2 separate regions of the Homo sapiens genome follow, and region 2 is linked to region 1. A link is an interaction called in ENCODE POLR2A ChIA-PET data of the cell type or tissue named here. Cell type or tissue: OCI-LY7. All regions are shown on one strand. Each heading gives the region's core, and the rest is flanking DNA. Links, peaks and the distances in the headings are about the cores only. Region 1 overlaps OSBPL10 (oxysterol binding protein like 10). Region 2 overlaps TGFBR2 (transforming growth factor beta receptor 2).

Evidence for each region. ChIA-PET counts read pairs that join two places held together with the same protein. Peaks named below come from ENCODE experiments on the same cell type or tissue, not always from the same donor. Only the 100,000 strongest peaks of a DNase experiment are listed, where the experiment ranks them.
Region 2: POLR2A ChIA-PET joins it to region 1 with 6 read pairs; 1 of 35 experiments calls an interaction of 5 or more read pairs at or near these places.

What each region holds. Positions count from the first base shown.
Region 1 is chr3:31,857,085-31,860,007 of GRCh38, reverse strand. The region is part of intron 3 of OSBPL10 (oxysterol binding protein like 10); the gene reads left to right. Among named protein-coding and RNA genes, the nearest start is that of OSBPL10, 120 kb to the left of the region's middle. In OCI-LY7, for the core only: CTCF peaks have their summits at 1,164 and 1,366 (motif pointing left); a DNase peak (open chromatin) is centred at 1,367; H3K27ac peaks cover 2,321 bases.
Region 2 is chr3:30,634,206-30,637,128 of GRCh38, reverse strand. All of the region lies in intron 1 of TGFBR2 (transforming growth factor beta receptor 2), which reads right to left. Among named protein-coding and RNA genes, the nearest start is that of TGFBR2, 29 kb to the right of the region's middle. In OCI-LY7, for the core only: no CTCF peak of the experiment used is centred there; DNase peaks (open chromatin) are centred at 188 and 1,198; H3K4me3 peaks cover 2,434 bases; H3K27ac peaks cover 2,500 bases.

The sequences.
Region 1 (2,923 bases), core at 184-2,683:
TCCATGCCCAAATGGAACTGTTATTGGAGTAAGTCCTACATGGCAATCTCCAAGTCCATTGGAAAATTTCACTCACTCTTAGGCCTCAAGGGCCAGTCTGATTACATGTGGGAATGCCACCTACTTTGCTGGGCTCTTGGCCTTCCTAAGCAGAAATGTGATTATACTACAAGGTAAGGGTGCTGTAATGAATTGTGTATTCCTCAAGGATTCTGGAACCAAAGCCCTTTCCAATGTCTCAGCACAAGCAGTTGCTGCACAGAAAAATAAACTTAAGGAGCCTGGGAGAGGTTCATTTTGGGATGATGATGACGTTAGTGATGTTCCCTTGATGGAAGTCCAAGATTGAGGGACCAGCATCTGGTGAGGACCTTCTTGCTGTGGCATCCCATGGCAGAAAGTGAAAGGGCAAAAGAAAACCATTTCACCAAGATGGAGATTGGGTCCATCATGAACTTACTGATCATCTCCAGGATTTCGTGAGGCAGCGTGGCACTGATGAGAACAACCTGCATGGCTGGAGGCCATGTACACATTGTAAATCTGCCCTTTGAAACTTATGTTTACCAGTTTATTATAAAGGATGTTGCAAAGGATACAGATGAAGAGATATGTAGGGTGAGGTATAAGGGAAGGGGCGTGGAACTTCTACGCCCTCCCTGGGCGGTCACCCTCCTAGAGCCTCCTGTATTCAGCTATCCGGAAGCTCCAGCTCCCATTTCATGGTTTGTCTCTTTACTTTTCCCATTTTTTTTGACATAGACAAAATTTTTTAGAACAAATGGAGGATCTGGTGTGATAGACAATGTAGGGAATTAGGTAAAAACAACAACAAAAAAAAAAACCTGGTTTCTGGCTGTGCCTGGGCCACTCACAGGCTACTACCTAGCTTTGTAATCTCAAGTAACTCAGTAAACGAGTAATGTCTCTTAGCCTCAGTTTTCACTTCTGTAAATTGGGCAAAATAATGGCATCAACCCTACAGGGCAGTTGTTAGGATTAAGTAATATTAAGCATGTCACAATATTCTTTTTATAACACAGATTCACCCAATTCTGCTACAACATTTCTGTTGATGGATAACTTGGTTGTTAAGCCAAGTTCTACCTGAAGATGATCATGAAGGAGTGGCTAAGAAGCATCTCTAAAACCTGATTGTTATGACTTTCCCCCTAAAAGTTTTGATAGACTGCCCAAATGTTTATATTCCCCATGCATCAGAAAGCTCCAGTATAATCCAGACTCAGCCAGGCTGGCCTTGTTCACATTGTGCATCTGGTTTTGAGTGGCTCCCATCTCACTTTCTGTGATGCTGCAGGATTAAAGGCAAGTGCTCTAGGCTCTCTGGGGGCAGTACCCGGTTCAGAACTAGCCCTATAGTGCCACCTGGGGCAAGTTATTCCTTGAAATGAGGACAGTAATTTTTGATGTGAGGATTGAATTGTATGCTGTGGTGAGGATTAATGAGATCATGTCTGTTGTGCTCTTAGTACAGAGCCAGACACTGAATGAGTTTCCGTGAGGGGTACTGTGCTTTCAGGACCCAGCTAAGTTGGGCCCTGCGAAACAAGCAGTACCTGACTGCCCAAGACTGGAAAGGCACAGCTTGTGAAATGAAATGGGGTATTTCTGATAAAAAACTGAGCTTCTGCAATAAAAGAGAAATTTAATTTATTAAAGTTGATGAAAAGGTTAAAAAACATAGGGGGCTGGGCACAGTGGCTCACACCTGTAATCCCAGCACTTTGGAAGGCTGACATGGGAGGATTGCTTGAGCCCAGGAGTTTGAGATCAGCCTGGGCAACATAGGGAAACCCTGTCTTACAGAAATATAAAAAAATTAGCCTGGTGTGGTGGCGTGCTCCTGTAGTTCCAGCTAGATACTCGGGAGGCTGAGATGGCAGGATTGCTTAAGCCCAGGGAGGTCAAGGCTGCAGTGAGCCATGATTACGCCCCTGCACTCCAGTCTGGGCAATAGAACGAGACCTTGTCTCAAAAAAAAAAAAAACACAGGCTGTGGGGAAGATATACCATGATAGGAACAACCAACCAGTCAAACAAAAACGGGAGAGACACACACATACTTACTTTTTCTGTATCTCTCTCTCTCTTTCTCTCTCTCTCCCCCCCTTTCCCTCTCCCTCTCCCTCCTTCTTTCCCTCCCTCTTTCCCTCTCCCTCTCCCTCTCCCTTTCTCTCTCTCTCCCTTTCTGTCTCTCCCCCCCACCCCCCTGCCAATCTTTGGAAGGACACACGAGAGGCTAGTAGTAGTGGTTGCCAGGGGTGCTGTTAGGGGAACAAGAGATTTATGGTTGAAAGTATATAGGGATTTAGGTGTACCTTTTGATATTATTCAAAATTTTCATCTTTTGCATTGGTCAGTTGTATATTAAAAATGTAGTTACTCAAGTGGTTAAAATTTGAATTATTAAAAATGTATTTTAAAACCTGGAGCCGAGGCTCTTTTGCTGAGTGCTGTGTTCTCGTGGGTCACTATTGAGTTGGTCGTTTTATCTTCAGGGAGATGCTCTCCATCAGGCAGTCACTGATGAACCTGCTTCTCATTATATTCTTCACTTGAAAGTCTTAACATCTAATGTCCTTGAAGATGTTCAGTAATTCCAAATTCCTGCCAGTTCAGATTAGGCTCCTCTTCTTGCTACTCTGAATTGCTTTCACTTGAAATAATTTGAAGTGTTTAAAGTTTAATGCTCTTTGAGGGGAGCTGCTACATCTCTCCCCTTTATTTGAATTAAATAGTGATTAATAGTCTCTGTTGAGTGGCCTCTTCCTTGACAAAACCCTCCGGTGCTGGGGTGGTTGGCTGATTAGCAGAGCTAGCTCCTGTCTTGGGTTCTGTAAGCAGAGCTTCTCCATCTGCAGAGGGCAGGGGGTATGAATGCCACTGGAGGTTGAAGAGGGTT
Region 2 (2,923 bases), core at 167-2,666, 1.2 Mb after region 1:
CCTGGTTGACACACCACCATTTCTGTTTTGTTGTTATTGCTTTTATTGCTTTTTTTTTTTTTTTTCAGACAGAGTCTTGCTCTGTCACCCAGGCTGGAGTGCAGTGGCGCGATCTCGGCTCACTATAAGCTCTGCCTCCCAGGTTCACGCCATTCTCCTGCCTCAGCCTCCCGAGCAGCTGGGACTACAGGTGCCCAACACCACGCTTGGCTAATTTTTTGTATTTTTAGTAGAGACGGGGTTTCACCGTGTTAGCCAGGATGGTCTCGATCTCCTGACCTCGTGATCTGCCCACCTTGGCCTCCCAAAGTGCTGGGATTACAGGCTTGAGCCACCACGCCTGGCCTGTTACTGCTTTTTAAAGGGAATACACACACACACACACACACACACACGTGCACACACATGCATGCTTATATATTTAGACGGTCTCTGGGAGTAGATGCAAGGACATGAGAATCAAACATTATTTGGCCCTGTAAAAGGAAAATAAATAGGTAGAAAACTGAGGTTGAGAAGCAACTTTTTATTTCATACCCTTCTGTTACTTTTGAATTTTCTATTATTTTTCTGTACTTAAAAAATGTTTTCATTATAAATGAGCAAATGCAAGGCAGATTCTGTCATGGCAGATGCATGCAGCTTTCATTCAAGTGACAGCCCCACATAGCCTCTGGGCACCAGGATCAGAAGTGGAGAAACAATACCTAATAGGGAGACCACCATGTGGGCAGAAAATAAAGAGATAAGCTCAAAAGCATCAATTTTCCTTTTCATGCACATGTTTTTGTAATACTAATATAGTTTTTAAAACCTGTCAAGAATGACATAATCAATACTCTAAAATCTCTTAGAGCAGGAAATAATTCTAGTAAAATACCTAGTACGGGCCGGGTGCGGTGGCTCACGCCTGTAATCCCAGTACTATACACACACACACACACACACACACACACACACACACACACACACATACATATATATTTTCACACTGAAACTACCTACCATCTGGCCAACAATTAAGGATATCAAATGTCTGGGATACTCTCCACACAACAAGACATCTAAAACAAACACCAGGTTGGTCCCTACCCTCCTATGGCTTATATTCTAGTTTGAGAGGCAACATTAACAACGGCAACCTCATGTGAATCAGTTACTTGCCTTTAAATGCAAACATGAGGTCAGAAATGGAGACAGAGCTGATACGGGAAGTGTGTGTGTGAGTGTGTGTGTTTATGCATTTATGTGTGTGATTTCCTCATTTGGACTTGTTCAACTGAGGGAATTTAGCTTTGTAGGTTTGAGTTTCACTAGCATTTTGGCTCATGAATTTAGTAGTTTGCTATGATTGCTTTAAGAAAACTGCATAAACATAAATTTGTATTTACCAAACAAATTAAGGGATTAAGGAATGATTACTTGTGTCTCAAATGAATTCATCCAATGAGGTACTTTAAATTGAAATCTTGGCTGTACCTTTAAACTCAAATTTTTTTAAATGCAATTTACAAGGAAGTTTTTTTAGTCTTCTACGGAATGAAACAAGCTGTAGCTGAACGGAAAAATAATTGGCTTTCTCCAGTGACAAACATAAAATAACTGAGCTGGAATTTCAATTGCATCCTTTCCTATTTAACACTTACCAGCCCCAATGACCCCAAATAAATCCTAAAAATGCATACTTGGTTTTCTTGCTTTCTTGTATCATTGAAGAATGAAGTACAATTTGAGTCCCCCCAACGCTTGCTGAATTTTCATTTATTTTTCTGTTTTTTGTTTGTTTTTGTTTTTAGTGGCAGGGGACCTCTCTGAGATACAGGCCACATAACAGGAGACAAAATCTAAACATTTAAAATGACTCTTGCAGGTGGAAATATCTACACATTGTTGCCAAAGGCAGTATTTCAGAATTCTAGCACTTGTGCCATATTCAAAAAGCTGAAACAATTGTAACTTTCTCAATCATGCTCTTTCAGCTCTAATAGGACCCAGTGAATAAAACAAATTTCTGAAAGCTGGGGAGAAGCAAGCAGTTTATAGTAAATACTGTCATCAATACATGAAATTCTTAAGTTTTTCATTGATAAAGCTCACTTTAACAGTGCCTTTATCTGGCAAAGACTGACTGCAGGGACTATGAGATGAGTCAAAAACCAGAATGTAGGGTTTGGGGCTGAGAAGAACAGGAAGCCAGTTAAAAAAGTTAAGCCATATAAATGCAAATGGTATATTAGATCAAGTGAAAGAGTAGAATGGAGCACTATTTCATGAACTCTCAAAATAATAACTTTATGCCTCTGCTGAGAAGTGCTTTAAAGTTGGTACTTTACCTAAAGTGACAGCAACTGAGAAAACAATTCTCCCTCAGTTGACAGGACTTGGAGTGCTGTAGCAACAAGGAAATAATTTATTATTGAAAATAAAAGATGATTAAATAACTCTCTTGGTGATGGTCAAAACATTGGTAAATGGCACAGACTGATAGAGGCAAGATAATGATACACGACTGACGGAGTTTTACAACATTCCAATTCAACTAAAGTAATTTGTTACTTACCAGCAAAATTAGTCAACCTAAACGAAAATGTGCTGCTTTCTGACAGCCCTCATATTTAAACCCTTGAGGGAAGGGGGACAGGATAAGACATGGTCCTTTCCTCAAGATCTTTAAGTTCTTCTAGGGAATTTTTAAAAATGCACGAAATGATTTTCATCAAAAGAGCTTTGGAAATAAGGATGGTCTAAATGAAGATGTGCTTTTTAATTAAGTTATTCATTTAGGATTTAAACAATTCTTTATCTCAAAGTACTGAGGCAGCTTAATGGAAAATGCAGAAACTAACACAAAATCTGGTAAGAACAGATTTTTAAAAGATAGTGACTATTAGAGAATCTGAAAAATCAGCCCCTGAAATGAACC